2 separate regions of the Homo sapiens genome follow, and region 1 is linked to region 2. A link is a loop called in an ENCODE intact Hi-C map of the cell type or tissue named here. Cell type or tissue: CD4-positive, alpha-beta T cell. All regions are shown on one strand. Links, peaks and the distances in the headings refer to the core of each region. The heading gives the core; the rest is flanking DNA.

Region 1 (10,302 bases), core at 1,440-9,439, 150 kb before region 2:
CAACTATATGTTACCTATAAGAGACTCATCTGACCTATAAAGACACATATAGACTGAAAATAAGGGATGGAAAAAGATATTCCATGTAAGCAGAAACCAAAAGCAAGCAGAGTAGCTATACTTACATCAGATAAAACAGACATTAGGCCAAAAACAGTAAACAGGCACAAAGAAGGTCATTATATAATGATAAAGGGATCAATTCTGCAAGACGATGTAATAATTCTAAACATATATGCACCTAATGCTGGAACAGATATATAAAGAAAATATTAGATCTAAAGGGAGAGATAGATTCCAATACAATAATAGGACTTCAACCCCGCTGTGTCAACATTACACAGATCTATTCAGAAAATCAACAATGAAACATTGAACTTAATTGGCACTATAGACCAAATGGACCGAACAGATATTTACAGAGCATATCATCCAACAGCTACAAAATACACATTCTTCTCAGCACATGAAGTATTCTCCAGGATAGACCATATTGTAGGCCACAAAACAAGTCTCAATAATTTTTAAAAATTTGAAATTATATCAGGTATCTTCTCAGACCTCAATGGAATAAAACTAGAAATCAATAACAAGAGCAAATTTGGCAACTGTATAAATACATGGAAATTAAACAACATGCTCCTGAATAATATTTGAGAAATTAAGGAGGCAATCAAAAATTTATTAAAATAAATGAAAATTGGGATACACCATTTACCCTGATGTGAATATTACATACTAGATGCCTGCATCAAAATATCTTATGTGCCCCCAAAATATATACCTACCACATACCCACAGAAACTAAAAATTAAGAAAAAAGCAAGTGAGAATTAAAACTCAACATATCAAAACCTATGGGGTATGGCAAAAGCAGCACTAAGAGGGAAGTTTATAACAATAAGCACCTTCATTAGAAAAGCAAAAAGATTTTAAATAAACAATCTAATGATGCACTTCAAAGAAATAGAAAAGCAGGAAAGAACCAAATCCAAAATTAGAAGAAAAGAAATAATAAAGAGCATAGCAAAACTTAAAAAATTAGACACACATTGCCGGGCGCGGTGGCTCACGCCTGTAATCCCAGCACTTTGGGAGGCCGAGGTGGGCAGATCACGAGGTCAGGAGATCGAGACCATCCTGGCTAACACGGTGAAACCCCGTCTCTACTAAAAATACAAAAAATTAGCCGGGCGCGGTGGCGGGCGCCTGTAGTCCCAGCTACTTGGGGGGCTGAGGCAGGAGAATGGCGTGAACCCGGGAGGCGGAGCTTGCAGTGAGCCGAGATCGCGCCACTGCACTCCGGCCTGGGTGAAAGAGCGAGACTCCGTCTCAAAAAAAAAAAAAAAAAAAAAAAAAAATTAGACACACACACACACACACTACAAAGGATCAACAAAACAAAGAGTTGGTTTTTGGAAAAGATAAACAAAATCGTTAAATTGTAGCTAGACTAACCAAGATAAAAAGACAGAAGATACAGGCCGGGCGCAGTGGCTGACGCCTGTAATCCCAGCAATTTGGGAGGCCGAGGTGGGTGGATTACCTGAGGTGAGGAGTTCAAGACCAGCCTGGCCAACATGATGAAACCCCGTCTCTACTAAAAATACAAAAATTAGATAGGCATGGTGGTGCACACCTATAATCTCAGCTACTCGGAAGGCTGAGGCAGGAGAATCACTTGAACCCGGGAGGTGGAGGTTGCAGTGAGCTGAGATCGCATCACTGCACTCCAGTTTGGGCGACAGAGCAAGATTCCGTCTCAAAAAAAAAAAAGATACAATTAAAATCGAAAATAAAAAGAAGACACCTTCACTTATAACACAAAAATATAACAGAGCATCAGAGACTATTATAAAGTGATACACTAACAAACTGGAAAACCTAGAGGAAATGGATAAATTCCTGGAGAAATAAAACCTGCCAAAATTGGACCAGGCACGGTGGCTCATGCCTGTAATCCCAGCAGTTTGGGAGGCTGAGGCGGGTGGATCACCTGAGTTCAGGTGTTCGAGACCAGCCTGGCCAACATGGTGAAACCACCCCCCCGTACTAAAAATACAAAAAAATTAGACGGGCATGGTGGCGGGTGCCTGTAATCCCAGCTACTCGGGAGGCTGAGGCAGGAGAATCGCTTGAACCCGAGAGGCGGGGGTTGCAGTGAGCCGAGAACACGCCATTGCACTCCAGCATGGGCGACAAGAGTGAAACTCCATCTCAAAAAAAAAAAAAAAAGAAAAAAGAAAAAGAAAAAAATCAATAAACCTACTAAGATTGAATCAGAAAGAAATAGGAAACTGAAACAAACCAATAACAAGTAATGAGATTAAGCTAGTAATAAAAAAAAGTCTCCGCAAAACAACAACAAAAAAGACTAGACCAGATGTCTTCACTGCCAAATTTTACCTAATATACAGAGAAGAACTAACACCAAAGCTCCTCAAACTATTCCAAAAGACGGAAGACAAGAGGATTTTCCGTCTCATTCTACAAGGCCAGCATTACCCTGTTACCAAAACCAGACAAGGATGCAACAACAACAAATAAAAAACTAGAGGCCAATATCCCTGATGAACATAGAAGCAAAAATGCTCAAGAAAATACTATCAAACTGAATCCAACAGAACATTAAAAATATAGTGCACCATGATCAATTGAGATTTATCCCAGGGATGCAAGGGTGATTTAACAGATGCATATCACATCAACAGAATGAAGCACCAAAACTATAAGATCATCTCAATAGAAAAAGCATTTGATACAATTCGTTGTTATTTCATGATAAATAACTCTCAAGAAACTAGGCATAGAAGGAACATATCTCAACATAATAAAGGCCATGTATGACAAACCAACAGATAACATCACACTGAATGGAGAAAAGCTGAAATCCTTTTCTCTAAGAAATGGAACAAGACAAGGATGCCCACTTTCACCACTCCACCACTTCACATAGTACTGGAAGTCCTAGCCAGCATAATAACAGAAGGGAAAGAAGTAAAAAGCATCCAAATTGGAAAAGAGGAGGTCAAATCGTCCTTCTTTGCATGTGACATAATCTTATACATAGAAAAACCTAAGGAAAGTCACAGACACAAAATTAACTAACAAAAATCAGTAGCATTTCCATACACCAATGAAACCAGCTGAGGAAGAAATCAAGAAGGCAATCCCATTTAAAATAGGTACAAAAATACCTAGGAATAAGTTTATCCAAGGAGGTGAAAGATCTCCACAAGGAAAACTGCAAAACAGTGATAAAAGAAATAGAAGAGGACACAAATAAATGGAAAGGTATCCCATGCTCTTGGATCGGAAGAATTAATATCATTAAAATGACCATACTATCCAAAGCAATCTACAGATTTAATGCAATCTTTATCAAAATACTAAAGTCATTTTTTTCATAGAAATAGAAAAAACATTTCTAAAACTTGTATGGAATCACAAAAGACCCCAAATAGCCAAGGAAATCCCAACAAAAAAGAACAAAGCTGAAGGCATTACGCTACTTGACCTCAACATATATTACGAGGCTATATTACCCCAAACAGCATGGTATTGGCATAAAAACAGACACACAGACTAATGGAGCAGAATCGAGACACAGAAATAAATCCACATATTTACAGCCAACTGATTTTCAACAAAGGTGCCAAGAACATACGTTGGGGAAAGAACACTTTTCTCTTCAATAAAGATGCTGGGGAAATTGCATATCCATATGCAGAAAGATGAAACTGCACCCCTATCTTTCACCATATTAAAAAATTAACTTAAGACGGATTAAATACTTAAACATAAGACCTGAATCTCTATAACCACTAGAAGCAACCATAGGAGGAAAACTTCAGGACATTGGTCTAGACAAAGATGTTATGGCCAGGACCTCAAAAGCCTGGGAAACAAAAACAAAAATAGACAAACGGGACTATATTAAACTAAAAAGCTTCTGCAGGCCAGGTGCGGTGGCTCACGCCTGTAATCCCAGCACTTTGGGAGGCCGAGGCGGGGGCTCACGAGGTCATGAGTTTAAGACCAGCCTGGCCAATATGGTGAAACCCCGTCTCTACTAAAAATGCAAAAATTAGCCTGGCATGGTGGCACGCACCTGTAGTCCCAGCTACTCAGGAGGCTGTAGCAGAATAGCTTGAATCCAGGAGGCGGAGGTTGCAGTGAGCCAAGATTGCACCACTGCACTCCAGCCTGGGTGACAGAGTGAGACTGTTTCAAAAAAAAAAAAAAAAAAAAAGCTTCTACATAGCAAAGGAAACAATCAACAGAGTGAAGAGACAAACTGTTAAATGGCAGAAAATATTTGCAAATTATTTATCTGACAAGGACTAATATCAAGAATATACAAGAAACACAAACCATTTAAAAATAACAAAAAATAATCCCATTAAAAAGTGGGCAAAAGACATGCATAGGCATTTTTTAAAAGAAGACATACAAATGGCCAATAATTATATGTAAAAAATGCTCAACATTGCTAATTTTATATGTAAAAAATGCTTAACATCGCTAATCATCAGGGAAATGCAAATTAATCTTACCCCAGTTAGAATGGCAAAAAACAACAAATGGTAGCAAAGATGTGAAGAACAGGAAATTTTTTTTTTTTTTGAGACGGAGTCTCACTCTGTTGCCCAGGCTGGAGTGCAGTGGCACAATCTCAGCTCACTGCAACCTCCGCCTCCCGGGTTCAAGCAATTCTCCTGCCTCAGCCTCCCTCCCAAGTAGCTGGGATTATAGGTGCCCGCCACTATACCTGGCTAATTTTTTTGTATTTTTAGTAGAGACAGGGTTTCACCATGTTGGCCAGGCTGGTCTTGAACTCTTGACCTCAGGTGATCCACCCGCCTCGGCCTCCCAAAGTGCTGGGATTACAGGCGTGAGCCATGGTGCCTGGCTTGGAAATTTTTATACATTGTTGGTGGAAATGTAAATTAATACAGCCACTATGAAAAACAGTATGGAGATCTCTCAAAAAACTAAAAATAGAACTAAGATATGATCTAGCAATCCCACTACTGGGTATTTATCCAAAGGAAATTAAATTAGCATATTAAAGAATACCTGCACCCCCCCATGTTTATTGCAGGACTGCTTACAATAGCAAAGATATAGACTCAAGGTAAGTGTCCATCAACAGATGAATGGATAAAGAAAATGTGGTATGTATACACAGTATAATATTATTTGGCCATAAAAAATGAAATCATGTCATTTATAGCAACATGGATGGTATTGGAGGTCATTATGCTTAGTGAAATAAACCAACCACCAAAATACAAATATCACATGTTCTCACCCATATGTGGGAGCTAAAAAAGTTGATCTGGAGGTAGAAAGTAAAATGATATATATTAGAGGTTGAGAAGGATATGTGTTAGGGAGATGAACCGAGAGGTTGGTTAATGGGTACAAACATACAGTTATACAGAAGGAATAAGTTCCAATGTTCAATAACAGAGTAGGATAACTACAGTTAACAACAATGTATTGTATATTTCAAAATAGCTAGAAGAGAGGACTTGTAATGTCCCCAACACATAGAAATGATAAATACTTGAGGTGATGCATACCCTAAATACTCCAACTTGATCATTACACATACATGCAGGTAACAAAATATCACATGTACCTCATAAATATGTACAAATATTATGTATCAATAAAAATTTGGAAATTAAACAACACACTCCAAATAATCCATGGGTAAAGAAATAAATCATAAGGGAAATTAGAAAACTGTTTTGAACAAAATGAAAATGAAACACACAACAAATTAAATTTTATGGGATTTAGTAAAAATAGTGCTTAGATGGAAATATATGCTTGTAAGTGTTTCTATTAGATAAGTAAGATCTAGGAGTGATGTCAGCAAAGTGGCAGAATAGGAAGTCCTAGCCCTGATCCCACCACAGAAACACCAATTTAACAATACAGAGACCAAAATACCTTTATTAGTAATTCAGAATCCAGTTAAGAAATTGTCGTTCTTCAAAAAAGCACAAAATCAGTAACAGCCACATTGAAACAAGTAAGAAAAGGAATTTCACTTTACCTGCGTAAGCCACCCCCTTACACTGGGCCAGCTCAGTGCTGAGAGAGATGGTCTCAGCCCACGACTTCTTCTTCAGGAGGAAGATGTAGTGGAACATGCATTCAACATCCTTAGTATTTTGAGGCACTACCTGAGGGACCTGTTTCTGTCCTATCTCAACCAATCTCCAGTATGAGATTTCTGAGGGAACTGGCATAGTTTGAACACCTGGGGGCAGCCAAGAGAAAAGATAAAAGGTGGACAGCATACCGCAGCCAGTACAGTTCTGTAGGATCAGGAGAAGGAACGGGACCCCGAGACTTCTTCCTCAGGAGGGAGGGAGAGGAGTGGAGCATGCATCCAATGTTACAGCCTTTCAGTGTACTGCCCTAGGAAAAAGAAGGTAGCTTACTGTTGCCAACAGGACTCTATGAGATTGGGAGAATGTGTATAACTGTGAGCATGCACATCCACAGTAAAGGTTTGAGAGGCTCTCAAGGGATTAGTAACCAGAATATATAAGGAACTCAAATAACGACAGCAAAAAACCCAATAATAATACAATTAAAATATGGGCAAATGATCTGAATTGACATTTCTCAAAAGAAGACATGCAAATGGCCAAAAGGTATATGAAAAAATGCCCAACGTCACTAATCAGAGAAATGCAGATCAAAACCACAATGAAACTTCATCTCACCCCAGTTAAAATGGCTATTATCAAAAAGACAAATTAGAATATGTGGAAAGCAAAAAAAAAAAGAAAACAAAAACAAAAAGACAAAAAATAACAAATGTGGATAAGGATGTGGAGAAAAGGGAACTCTTATACATTGTTGTTGGGAATGTAAAGTAGTGCAGCCATTATGGAAAAAAAGTGTGGAAGTTTCTCAAAAAACTAAAAATAGAACTACCATATAATCCGTAAATCCCACTGCTGGGTATTTATCCAAAAGAAAGTAAATCAATATATCAAAGAGATCTCTGCAACCTCACGTTTATTGCAGCACTGTTCACAATAGCCAAAATTTGTAATCACCCTAAATGTCCATCAGCAGATGAGTGGATAAAGAAAATGTGGTACATATACACAGTGGAATACTATTCAACTATGAAAATGAATGAAATTCTGTCATTCATGGCAACCTGGATGAACCTGGAGGATAGGATATAATGTTAAGTGAAATAAGTCAGGTACAGAAAGATAAATGCCAGAAATTCTCACTCATATGTGGGAGCTAAAAAAATTCAGCTTATAAAAGTAGAAGGTAGAATCATGGTCATTAAAAGCTGGAAAGGGGAGGGAGGAAGGTAGGGTAGGGAAAAGCTAGTTAACAGAAACAAAATTATAGCTAGATGGGAGGAATAAGTTCTAGTGTTCTATAGCACTATAGGGTGAATATAGTTTGCAATAATTTATTGTATATGTTTAAAAGCTAGAAAAGAGAATTTTTAATGTTCCCAACACAAAGAAATGATAAACGATTGAGGTGATGGCTATCCTAATGAACCTGGTTTAATCATTACACGTTGTATTCATGTATCAAAGTACTACACTGTGCCACATAAATATGTATAATTATTATGTGTCAACTAAAAGTAAAATGAAAAAAATAAACACATGACTTAAGGCCGCCCCCTAAAAAAAGTAAAACTAAAAATAGAATTACTATATGATACACCAATCCCACTACTGGGTATATGCCCAAAGGAATTGAAATCAGTATGTCAAAAAGATGTCTGCACTCTAATGTTCATTGCAGCATTATTCACAATAGCCAAGATATGGAAAAAACCTAAGTGACCATAAAAGGATGAATAAATTTTAACGATGTCATATATATATATATATACACACACACACAATTGAATACTACTCACCCTTAAAAGAACAGGAGATTCTATTTGTAACAACGTGAATGAATGAATAAACCTAGAGAACATTACGTTAAGTGAAATAAGCCAGGCACAGAGAGACAGAAACCATATGATCTCACTTTTATCTGGACTCTAAAAGAGTTTAACTCCTAGAAGTAGAGAGTAGAATGGTGGTTACCAGATGCTGGGGGGAAAGGGGTGGGAATGGACAGGCAAAGGGGAGATGTTGGTCAATGGTTACAATGTTACAGTTAGACTAATAAGTTCTGGCGTACCATTGCACAGCATGGGGACTACAGTTAATACTAATGTATATTTTAGAATAGCTAAAAGAGAAGATTTTAAAATGTTCTTTCAGCCAAGCATGGTGGCTCAGGCCTGTAATCCCAGTGCTTTGAGAAGCTGAGGTGGGAGGATCACTTGAGTTGAGGACTTTGAGACCAGCCTGGGCAACATAGTAAGACCCTGTCTCTATCAATCAATCAATCAATCTTCTTCCCACAAAGAAATAATAAATATTTGATGTGATGTATATACTAATTAGCCTGATTTGATTATTCCACATGTATACAAGTATCAAAACATTACATTGTACCCCATAAGTACATACAATTATTATTGGAAATTAAAAATAAAACTTTTTTAAAAAGCCATACAAAAGCACAGTTGCAAATGATACGGTGTAACCATGAAGTGCTGGCAGAAAGACCATCTCAGTGTGCAATAATCTGAAATATGATCAGTGTTTTTAAAGCTTAAAAACATAATAGCTACAATAATTTGTTAAGGGATATACAATATAAAAGACGTAAATTGTATCATTGTACACATAAAATGTGTGCAGGGTGGAGTTAAAGTTTACAATTGTTTAATGTGATCAAAGTTAAGTTGTCATCAGCTCAAACTAGCTTGTTCCATCTGTAAGATGTTTTATGTAAGCCTCATGGTAACCACAAAACAGAAACCTATAGTAGATATACAATGATAAAAAGTAAGTAATCAAAGTATACTACTAGAGAAAATAATCTAATCATAAAGGAAGACAGCAAGAGAAAGAAAAGAACAAAGGCTCTATAAAATAACCAGAAAGGCCAGGCACGGTGGCTCATGCCTGTAATCCCAGCATTTTGGGAGGCCAAGGCAGGCGGATCACCTGAGGTCAGGAGTTTGAGACCAGCCTGGCCAACATGGCAAAATCCATTCTCTACTAAAAATACAAAAGTTAGCCAGGCGTGGTGGTGGGTGCCTGCAATCCCAGCTACTAGGGAGGCTGAGGCAGGAGAATCGCTTGAACCTGGGAGGCGGAGGTTGCAGTGAGCTGATATAGTGCCATTGCACTCCAGCCTGAGCAACAAGAGCAAAATTCTGTCTCAGAAAAAAACAAAAACAAAAACAAAAAACAGAAAAACAACAAAATAGCAGTAGAAGTTCTTATCTATCAATAATTATCTTGATTAAATTCTCCAATCAAAAGGCATAGAGTGACTGAATGAATAAAAAACAAGACCCAACTATGTGTTCCCTAGAAGAGACTCACTTAACTTTTAAGGTCACACATGGATTGAAAGTGAAAGGATGGGAAAAGACATTCTATGCAAATGAAAACCAAAAGAGAACAGGGGTAGTGATACTTATTTAAGAAAAAATAAACTTTAGGTCAAAAACTAAAACAAGACTGATATTGTTTGGATCTGTGTCCCCACCAAATCTCATGTTGAATTGTAATCCCTAATGTTGGAGGTGCGGCCTAATGGGAGGTTTTTGGATCATGGCAGAGGATTTCTCATGAATGGTTTTGCACCATCCCCCTTGATACTGTCCTTGTGATAGTGAGTGGGTTCTTGTGAGATCTGGTTGTTTAAAAGTGTGTGGCAACTCTGGCCCTCTCTCTCTTGCTCTTGCTCTTGCTCTGGTGACATGACTGCTCTGCCTTAGCCTTCTGCCATGATTGTAAGTTTCCTGAGGTCTCCCCAGAAGCCAAGCAGATGCCAGCAGCATGCATCCTGTACAGCCTGCAGAACTGTGAGCCAATTAAACTTCTTTTCTTTATAGATTACCCAGTCTCAGGTATTTCTGTATAGCAATATGAGAATGGACTAATACAGAGACTAAGAGGGTCGTTATATAATGATAAAGGAAACAATTTATCAAGAAGATATAACAATTTTAAATATATATGCATACAACATTGGAGCACCTACATATATAAAGCTAATGTTAATAGATCCAAAGACAGAGATAGACTATAATATAATAATATTAGGAAACTTCAATATCCTACTTTCAACAATGGACAGATCATCAAGTCAGGAAATTAATAAGGGAATGTTAGACTTGAAATACGCTTTAGACCAAACGGACATAGCAGACATATA
Region 2 (10,302 bases), core at 886-8,885:
GTGTACTCCTCCTCCTCTCCCCACACCCCTCCTAATTCTGTCGTCCCATCTAATCTTCATCTACGTGGATAGTTGAGGCTGGTATTTAAGGGAGGGGGGAGTCAAAGCTTTTCCCTGTGACTCCTTCCCCAGTTCTAAATTCGAGTTTAGCCTAAGTCCTCTAGCCCGCTCTGTCTCCCCCTTCCATTGGTCCCCTTGGCGCAGGCGTTGAATAGAGCTTATCCTGTTGCCTGCATTTACTCCATCTTTGTGGATGGTGCCATAGTAGCCTTCCATTTCCTCAAGTCTTCATGTTTGTATGACTCTGATCCGGATTTCTTAGCTCTGCATGCTGCTAAACCACTATTAAGCGAAACTATGAACGGGTCGGTGTTTGGATATTGCAGTTTAAGTGGCCTTTTCGTTTACGGCCATTAGCCTTGCCTTCCTCATTCCTCCCCCTCAGAAGGCTGTAGAGGATAACTCTCCAGTAAACCCGCTTTCTGTCTTCCCTGCCTCTTCCATTTCCCCTGCAAGCCTGGGAACCGCCCCTTTTCCCTGCCTTGCTCTGAGTTTCTGGAGCCTCTTGGTCTGTGGACATCTATTTTTGCTGCTGAGCACCTCTTACCTGCTTCTCACTTCTTAATCTTTCTATCCCCCACTCCCCATACTCCTTTTCCAGGAGCTGAATCCCTTAGAAGGAAGATAACCCTCCTCTCAGGCTCCACTACATTTTACCCCTTCCATTTACTAGAAAACAGCATTGATTGTCCTGCCCCCCAGTCTGCCCTGTTCTTTATTTCCTCTTCCCCCCATGCCACCGTTACTATAGGCAGTTAATTCCCTATCATTTGTTTCTCCTTTGTAGATTACATGTTCAGCATTGTTTTCTTTTAGCCCCAGTGTTGCATAGATTGAGGAGATACCAACATTCCCCAGTCATAGGCGGCGGTCTGGTATGGTGAAATTAATAGTGTGTGTTTTGGGTGTGTTTTGGGTTCACATTGAACCTTGTGACCTTGGGCAAATTTTCAGATTCTCAGTTCATCTATATAATGGGAATAGTTGTGCTTACATTAGAGGATTGTTGCTAGAATTAGTTAAAATAAAATAAAATAAAATGTTTAGCTCATGGTAGGCACATAATAAATTAGGATTACTTTTTGGTGTAAGAATGCATTGGTAGATGTACCTGTGTCATATGCTAATTTTATGACCTGGGAAAGAGTAAGAGATTTTTGTTTCTTTAACTGTACATTCTTGGTGTATTTCTAGGCCAGATCTATAACGTTTATATTTTTTTTCCTCATAGGCCAAACTTTTTATCTCCAGTGGTTCATGATGTTTGAACGTGATTCCCACTCTTTGTTTCCTTCTAATGGTCTAGGAATTTCAGTGCGTAATCACTATCCTGGAATGACCACCAGCCATAATGTTCCTGTCAAGAACCACACCCAAGTGTTCTACCTTTTGGAAGGGGTGCCTCATGCCCTGCCTACTCATTTCTTCCACTCCTTCAAAGGCAGTCTGTCCTGTCATTCACTCTACAAAAGTAATTTGGTGTCATGCATTTCACAGTGGTAAAAGGAACTTCTGTTAGCTAGTTTTGAAGTATTCATGCTACTTTTCACCTCCCTCATTTGTTTGGTTCCTCAGATCAGTGTGGGGATCTGCTATTTGGCATCTTCTTACCTGAGCAAGATAATTCCTGTCCGAGAGAGAAAGATCATTTGGAATACCCAGCTTCTTTTCCATAGCAAATTACTGCTGGCTCTTTAATACACTACTTCCTGTTGTGTTATTGCCATTTTATATTTTCTAACGTACTTATTAAACAGATGTGACTATTTGACTTGGAGAAAGTTTTCCTTACTTTTTTTTTTTTTTTTTTAAGATGGAGTCTTGCTCTCGCCAGGCTGGAGTGCAGTGGCGCGATCTCGGCTCACTGCAACCTCCGCCTCCTGGGTTCAAGCGATTTACCTGCCTCAGCCTCCCGAGTAGCTGGGACTACAGGCGCGCGCCACCATGCCCAGCTAATTTTTGTATTTTTAGTAAAGACGGAGTTTCACCACGTTGGCCAGGATGGTCTCGATCTCCTGACCTCGTGATCCGCCCGCCTCGGCCTCCCAAAGTGCTGAGATTACAGGCTTCCTTACTGTTAATATATTGATTAGACCAATATTAAAGTGTAGCATTTTACAATTTTTTTTTTAACTAATTCTAGCAACAACCCTTTAATACAAGCACAACTATCCCCATTATTTTACTTCGGCTGGGTGATGGGAATTGAAGTAGAAACGTGGTGAAAAGTTTACTAGGATTTAAAATTTACAGGAGGTAACCATCCCACAATTAGCTGTATGTGGACTCTAGTTTCGAACTTCAGTTCGAAATAAACTGCTTTATTTAATTTGAAGTGCTTTGTAGGTAATAAAATTTTCTTCCATTTTCATTGGAGGGCAGGAAATCACTTTCTGTTTTGAGATTTTGCATTGGTGCATTTTACCGTGGGTTAAGCAGTGATCACAAATTTATTAAACCTCAATTTCAATTTGACCCTTATTGAGCAATAGAATAAATCTGGGAATGATAATCTAGGTGTGACCTAAAAGTTTAACTTATTCTAGGTAGATCTCTGAGAAGAGAGGAAGGAGTGACAATACCAAATAAAAACTTTGTCTAAGGTTCAATGGCAAAGTTCAACCTGAGTTGCCAGGATGTTTATCGTTTGTCTCCCAATATGGCCAAAAAGCATGTATGAAGGTGAAGAATAATTTTTATATGTACAGTTGTTGTTTTTTTTCACAGAAACAATGAAACAAATACGTCCTTAGTGTTTATATTGAGGGTATAAACTTGTCTAAAAAATAAACTGTCTTCTATAATTTCATTTGGGTTGAGAACTCAGTTTTCAGGAATGTTGTCTAAGCGTTAGAAGTATTAGAGTTGTTGGTTCTGAATTCCTCAGTTACTTCTCAAAGCAGGTCCTAAAAAATGCAAATAGATATGTAAGGACTATTGCTTTAGAAATAATAACTAGTTATGTTTGAACATAATAGAATGGTTAACCCTCCTCACACACCCTAATAAATGTGTTGTGTATCTCACTCCTCTCCCCCAACTTTTTTTTTGTAGGTCCTCCAGCAGCCTGACCTGAGTGGGTTAGTGATCCAGAGAAACCAGCAGGCCAACTTGGTCAGGAAGGTTCGGGAAGCTGTTGGAGCAGTGTGGGGAATTTCCCACCAGGATGAGTATGATTGGCTGTGATTTTAGGTTAGTTTTTGTAAATCTTGTGGGAAGTATTTGTATTTTACTTCCTGGAATGGAGATAGTAGGGGTGGATGTATTCCCATTCTGTAATGGAGCTACTTTGGTTTCTTCCATTCTCTGGATCTGATGTGGTACTGGTTGCTTCTTTTTTTAAAGTGGAGCTCATTACTGAATTAAAGGGAATTGTTTAAATGAATGATGTCTGTACATGATTTTTTAAATCACCCTAGGCATCGTTCAAAAAATAAAATTGCAAGTCATTATGTCTAACCAGTTCTTATTAAAGTTACGAAAAATTTCAAACATGCAAACATTGAATAGTATAATAATCCCCCCACTTACCCATCACCAGCTTTAATAGTATCAACTTGCACATTCTATTTCATCTATACTTCTGTTTGTTTGGTTTTTTTTAATTTTTTTAAATTGAGATGGGGTTTCATCGTGTTGCCTAGACTGGTCACAAACTCCTGGGCTCAAGCCATCCTCCCTTCTTGGCCTCCCAAAGTGTTGGGATTACAGGCGTGAGCCACCAGGCCCAGCCTGTTTCATCTATACTTCTAACCACTGCCCCCCTCAATGGATTATATTGGAATAAATCCCTGTCATATTTATTTGTAAAATACTTGTTTGTATTTCTAAAAGGCAAGGGCTCTTTAAATATAAGATCAAAACTATTATCACAACTGAAAAAATTAACAGATATTTAAAAATATCAAATATAAAATGTTCAGATTTCTGATTTTTTTTTAAGCTTTGTTTTTTTTCTTTTACAGTTTGTTTGAATCAGGATCCTGAGAAAGCACATTTATTGCAAAGCATTGATACAGCTGTTAAATCTATTTTAATCTGCAGGTTCTGTCTTTTGTTTTTTTTTTCTTCCAATTTATTTGTTGAAGAAATTGTCCTATATATAGTTTCCCGCCCCCCATATTTGGGGATTACAGCCCAGTAGTGGTGTCTAACCCATTCTTGCTCAATTAAAGACCCTGGAGGACCCATTATAATGGAACAATGGCTATAATCTCCTGTATCCTAGTTGGAGTTGATAGTGCTGTCATAGGCACTATCCTAAAATAACTAGTCATGGATTCCTTTTTCTGTGGCAAAGTCTGATTTGATACCTGACTTCAGTTCCATGTCTTGGCCTTGCTCATTGCTCCACATGAAAAGTAGGCCTCCTGGTGGAAGAAGCTAGTGTTTCCTAATGACCTGATTGTGCCTTTGGGGTTTTTCATGCATGGTTTCAATTTCCTTAGGTGATTTAGTTATTTTTATACTACTTTATAATGTTGCTTTTTATTCTTTTGATGTTAGTGTCTCAGCTGTTCTGACCCATAACTTCTAAGCTATTAAGACCTAATAATGAGTTCCTGGCTGTCATACAGTTCTTGAAATGGCAATACTAAAACAGTTTTTGAGAGCTTCTACTTACATGTTGATTTTCAGCTATTATACACAACCTTAGTTTTCCTACTGTGATTTTTCATTTCATTTCATCTGAAATTTATGTTTCCTTAGCATAAAGTCCTTTAAGGACTTTTAGGCTGCTTTATGATGATCTCACTATCTATAAGGTTGATATTCATAAGTACTTGGGCTTTTGGTGTTTTGCTGTATTATTCGTTGTTTCCTCAACGACTGGTTACTAGATGTTTATATATGTTAATGTCAGGAATAACTCAACTTTTAAGTCGTTTGATGTTTCATAGGTGGTGTTGTTAAAACTTGATGTACTTGTTGACCAGCTTGGTCTTCTGGATATAGAAATCCTTTCAGGTAGTGAAGAAGTGGCTCTATGAGTAAAACAACTGTAGGTTTTGTTTGGGCTGTTAACCTGAGCATTTTCAACTTTTAAGTTCTCTTTAAAAGTTTTTAGTCATTTGGCTTTAAAAATTACAGTTGGTGGCATAGAATGATCCCATAATGTGATTTTACAGAAAGTTGGAATGTTTTAATTTATTATGAATGTACCATTACGTGGAGATTGGGATTGTAGATCTGATTCAGTCTGGATTGCTGATTGAACTAGATGAATGTTAAAATTCTTCAACTCTGAGATTCTGATGGTATAATCTTAGGTATTGAAAGACAGCAGTTTTTCCTTTCAGTAGTCATTAAGTAAATGGTGACTAAAAGTAGGGAGATGAATTATTCTGGAATGACCTTTCACTATAACCATTTAGATTTAAAAGATTGATGAGTCTGAGGATACTGTCATGAATTTATGTACCACCTTTAGCACAATCCAGGTTTTAGGTCCTTGTGATTAGATATCAGAGATAATTGCCCCAGAAGTGCGTGGGTATATTACATTTGGTGGCTGTTAATGTTTTGGAATGATTTTGGAAGATTACTTTGGGTACATTATTTGCTATGATTATTTTCTTATATTCCTGTCTATTTTATAGTGAGGCATGTTTCTCCTGGTCTTTGCTTTTTTTTTTTTTTTTTTTAAACTTCCAATATTCTTTATTACGGCATTCTGACAATTGAGTTCTTACAGGTGGAAAGACCTTTCAGCACAGCGATTAAGAACATGGACTCTGGAGCTAGATTCACAGAGTTCAAGTTCTGACTCCCATTTCTTACCAGGTGTGTCATGTTGTGCAAATTACTTAACTGCTTTGTGCCACACGGTCCTTCATCTGTAAAATGATGATAATACTGCCTGCCTTATAGAGTTCTGAAGAAATTTAGCTGAGTTAATGCATATAAAGTGCTTAGAACAATGGTTCTGAAACTTTAGGGAACATCAGAATCACCTAGAGGACTTCCTAAAAGATTGGCTGGTCCCCACTCCCAGAGTTTCTGATTCTGTAGATCTAGGAGGGGCCCCAGATTTTGCATTTCTGATAAGTTCCCAGGTGATACTTCTCTATTTCCTGCAAATTGGCAGCTGGATCCAGAGACTTGATAAATTTCAGGTTCGTTCCCTTTGGCAAATATATTGCGGGGGGGTGGGGTGGGGGGGTGTTCATTCACAACATTGATTATGTTACGATGACTTGAATTTTTTGGATCCATTAATTTGTTGGGGGGCTACAAAATGGTGACGTTCTGATGCTATCATTTTGTTTTCATCTGTTAGCTGGAATAATTTTGTTTCCCCTCATCTTTTATTTGGTTACTCAGCAATATAGTTTATATAGGAAGAGCAGGATAAATACTCAATTTTTTAAAACATTGCTTTCAAGATGATGAATTGGTCCCCTGTCATCTTCAAAAGGTTACACATATAAGTGTATATATAACTATGCATCCATAGATGTAAACATTTGATGGGTTTCAATACATTGCAGTTCTGATCCTTAGCGAAGTTCAAATTGCCCTTCTTGTGGCTAGTGGAACTCTCTTAAAGTTGGCTCCTGATTCTTACTGACATGCTCTCTAGTAGTCTTTGATAGCTTCCTTGCTATCTGGTATGTCAAGATGTTTCCAGGCGCATTCTTGTGCATTTCTGCCCCAGACCTGGAATTAGCTAATGGGATTAAGATAAAAGGTGAAGTCAAAAGAAATTCTGTTTTTGCCAAGGGTAGCTTGGAACTTTCTATCAAGTTCCACTTTTCTCTTTCCACTTAACCTCCCTAGCCTGCCTCTTCATTCTTCTCTACCTTTTTATTAGAGTTAAGGTGGAAAGGTTTGAGAAGCCTTGATAATCATAGGAAGATCATGGAGCCCAGGCAGTTCCGGATTTGGGGCCTGGCCACTTACTAGGTCTGTCAGTTTGGGCAAGTTAACCTATATCAGTTATGATGTGGGGGGAAATACCTTATTCATATGGTTATTGGAATTAAAGAGAAAATGTAAGGTGTTAGTACATGGTAGGTGATCAGTAGATGGTAATTTATTTAATGTACTATTTTACTTAACTCCTTCAACAGCTCAGAGGTGGGCAGTCAGGGTGGTGAAAATAATGGCCATTTAACAAAATGTGTCTGGACCCTTTAGGTCTGTGTGGGATCATCAGTGGTGAGGCAGGATAGGGTTTGTTCTTGAGTTATTTTGGGTCTGAGACTTTGGCCAGTGATAACTGAATGTTCCATAGAGTAGTTTTTCACTTTGGAACTCCTTAGGAGTCACATTTATACCCTCTGAAGGGTCTTAGCTAGTTCTGTAATGTGTATTACATTGGTTACCTTGATCTCTCTCCGTCTATACTGGCCCCTCCTATTCAAGGTGTTCAAGGTTCTGTTGTAACCTTAGTAACCTATAATAAGTATTCCTAATAGTCATCAGTATCACCACTGTTAACACATTTGGGCAGCACCATGCATGGCAGGTCAGCAAACAGGTAAATCTTATTTTTTTAAACATTACACATAATATCTAAAGTATAGTTTGTGGCATGTAATAAGTGCTGCTGAATAAATGGAAGTCATTGTTCAGTTTTTAGCTTAATATATCTTTTTTTTTCTTTTAACATAACATTTACTGAATGTTGCTAAGTATAAGGAGTAAGGGACATAAAATGAATGAGACTTGGTCTCTGCCCTTGAGAAACTCACAGTCGAGTTAAGGACTGTGAAATCATGTTTAAAGTTCCTTAGCCTTTTCCTTTGTGTCATCATTTCTTCCCCTGCACTGTCTATGCATGATATAGCCTGTCCATTGTTTCTCACAGCTTTCCTAATTCTGTGTGCCTCCCCAGCCTTTGAGACTGCTGATATGTGAGAAAGCCAACAATTGTCTTCTATTAATACAGGGTAATATCAAGAAAAACCTTTGGGCCAATATTGGATTTCAGAGTGGCATGTGCAGTTGACATTACAATACCAGTTTATGGTCTTTAGATGGGCCTGTACACCTGGGCTCCAGCCTCTTTCCTGTGCCTTTAAACTGCCTTACTTCCATCTTTCCTCCCCTATACCCTACCCTTAATGTACTTGGTACATAAAAATAGAGGCTCCCATACCCAGGTAGTGATCAAGTACAATGTAAAGAAACAGCTGTACTTCATATAAACTAGGATTCGAGTGGGCCTAGGGTATATCACTAAATTTCCATTCTTATCTATAAAACAGTAATCGGAAAGCCTATTTCATAGGTTGCTGTGAGCATTAAAGCGAGATGATGTATTTTTAAATGCTTGTAAAGTACGAAGATAAGGTCATTATAATTTATATAAAATACTTAGTAGCTATGTTACTTGGGGCAAATTACCTCATCACTGAGCCAGTTTCCTCATCCTTTAAATGAAGATGGTGATATTCATTTAACAAATATTTATTGAGGACGTAGTCATTGCAGCTACATCCTGGGAATACAAAGATAAGTGACTGGAGAATGTAGGACAGTGTGGTCTAGGGGAAGGAGACTTGCAAATCACACAAAAGGGTCAGTATGGTAATATGAGGAATGAACAAAATGTGCTATAGCAGTTTACAAGAAGGCATCAGAGAATGTCACAGAGTTTTGTTAGGGTTAAGCAAGATAAATGAAAAGTACTTCATGAATTCAAAAATGCTATACAAATAAGTTAGTTAAACGTACCCCAAATGAATCAATAGTCTCAAACCATTATTGTTTCATTTCTTCACAAGACTTACTCTTTAGATGCATTTATTTCTTTGAGCTAGATTTTATGACCTCCTTAAGGGTAACCTGTAGTAGAGTATCCTGAAAGTTAATGCTTTTGTCTAAAAGGATTTTTTTCATCCATTTTATCATTTTCTAGTTTTTAATCACTGAATTCAGGAAAAACTAGAAAATGTGTGCATATTTGGGGAGAGGATATACATAATTCCACCACAATGTTTAGTCACTGTTAACATTTTGGTGTATTCACATCTTAATGATAAGGGTAGTGTTTAAGGAATAAGAAAAGAAATCTAGTAGGAAATTTTAAGGATAGGCATTTCCCAGAATAGGAAACTAAAAACGTCCACTAACAAGAAATGGTACTCAAACTAATAATCAGAAATGCAAATTTAAATAAGGTCATTTTTAGTCATTAGATTGATAAAAAATAATTTGATAATATCAAGTCATCGTAAAAGGTATAAGGAAGAGTCTGGCCTTATAATACTGCCTACAAGTGGCGTAAATTGATACAGCTATTTTGGAGGCAATTTTGGCAAGTTGCAAGAGAGTACATACTATGTGATGCTATTTATGTTTTAAAAAAAACCATGGCAAACTGACAACTTTATTTGGGAGGAGGGATCGTGGGGAACTTTACCTTTTTCTGTAATATGTGCATTTCTACTTCTGAAAAATATACTGAGAAGTACAGAGAATAATACAACAATCCCTGTCCCTACCCCCACTCCAGAATTGATCATTTTTAACATTTATTTTTGCCTTACATTTTTTTGTGGAGTTGGAAGTAACACAAGTTGAGTGTCCCTAATCCAAAATTCAAAATGCCCCAAAATGAGTTTCAACACGATGCCACAAGTGGAAAATTCTACGCCTAAGTACTTAACACTTTGTTTCATGAGCAGAATTATTAAAAATATTGTATAGGGTACAACGAACATTATTTGGGTGATGGTTACACTAAATGTCTAGACTTCACTACTGCACAATATACCCATGTAACAGAACTGTACTTGTGCCACCTAAATTTATACGAGAAATTGTGTAAAATTACCTTCAGGCTGTATGTATAAGGTGTGTATGGAACATGAATGGATTTCATGTTTAAACTTGAGCCGCATCCTCAAGATGTCTCATGATGTATAGGCAGATATTCAAGAATCTGAAATCTGAAATCCTGCTGGTCCCAAGCACTGGATAGGAGATACTTAACCTGTATAGGTAAACAGGAGATACTTTTTTAATACCCAGCATTCCCTTCCCCCCTTACAATCAGTACAATGAATTGCTTGAATTTTTCTACTGTGAGAATGGTATAAATTATGAATGTAAGTAAAAGTTCAAAACCGATGTGGTGGCCACACAAAAACCTATTATTAAATAATATTAAATTTGTACAGTATTTTAGAGTTTGTAAGAAGCATTCTGATTTTAGTAAGAATGCTTTGGGAATAGAACTTTTTTTCGTTTGCTCATTTTCTTGTTAACTCTTGTTTGAAAACGTTTTCCTGA

Evidence for each region. Hi-C counts contacts between places; a loop is a spot of excess contacts. Peaks named below come from ENCODE experiments on the same cell type or tissue, not always from the same donor. Only the 100,000 strongest peaks of a DNase experiment are listed, where the experiment ranks them.
Region 1: a loop joins it to region 2, with 9 times the contacts of the local background. A loop is called at or near these places in 25 of 110 quality-filtered maps.

The regions. Positions count from the first base shown.
Region 1 is chrX:53,828,067-53,838,368 of GRCh38, reverse strand. No RefSeq gene overlaps it. Among named protein-coding and RNA genes, the nearest start is that of HUWE1, 150 kb to the right of the region's middle. In CD4-positive, alpha-beta T cell, for the core only: CTCF peaks have their summits at 6,102 and 6,309 (motif pointing right); a DNase peak (open chromatin) is centred at 6,278.
Region 2 is chrX:53,672,999-53,683,300 of GRCh38, reverse strand. HUWE1 (HECT, UBA and WWE domain containing E3 ubiquitin protein ligase 1) reads left to right here. Exons shown (of 84, transcript NM_031407.7): 3 at 3,115-3,252. Among named protein-coding and RNA genes, the nearest start is that of HUWE1, 8.6 kb to the left of the region's middle. In CD4-positive, alpha-beta T cell, for the core only: no CTCF peak of the experiment used is centred there; a DNase peak (open chromatin) is centred at 4,430; H3K27ac peaks cover 88 bases.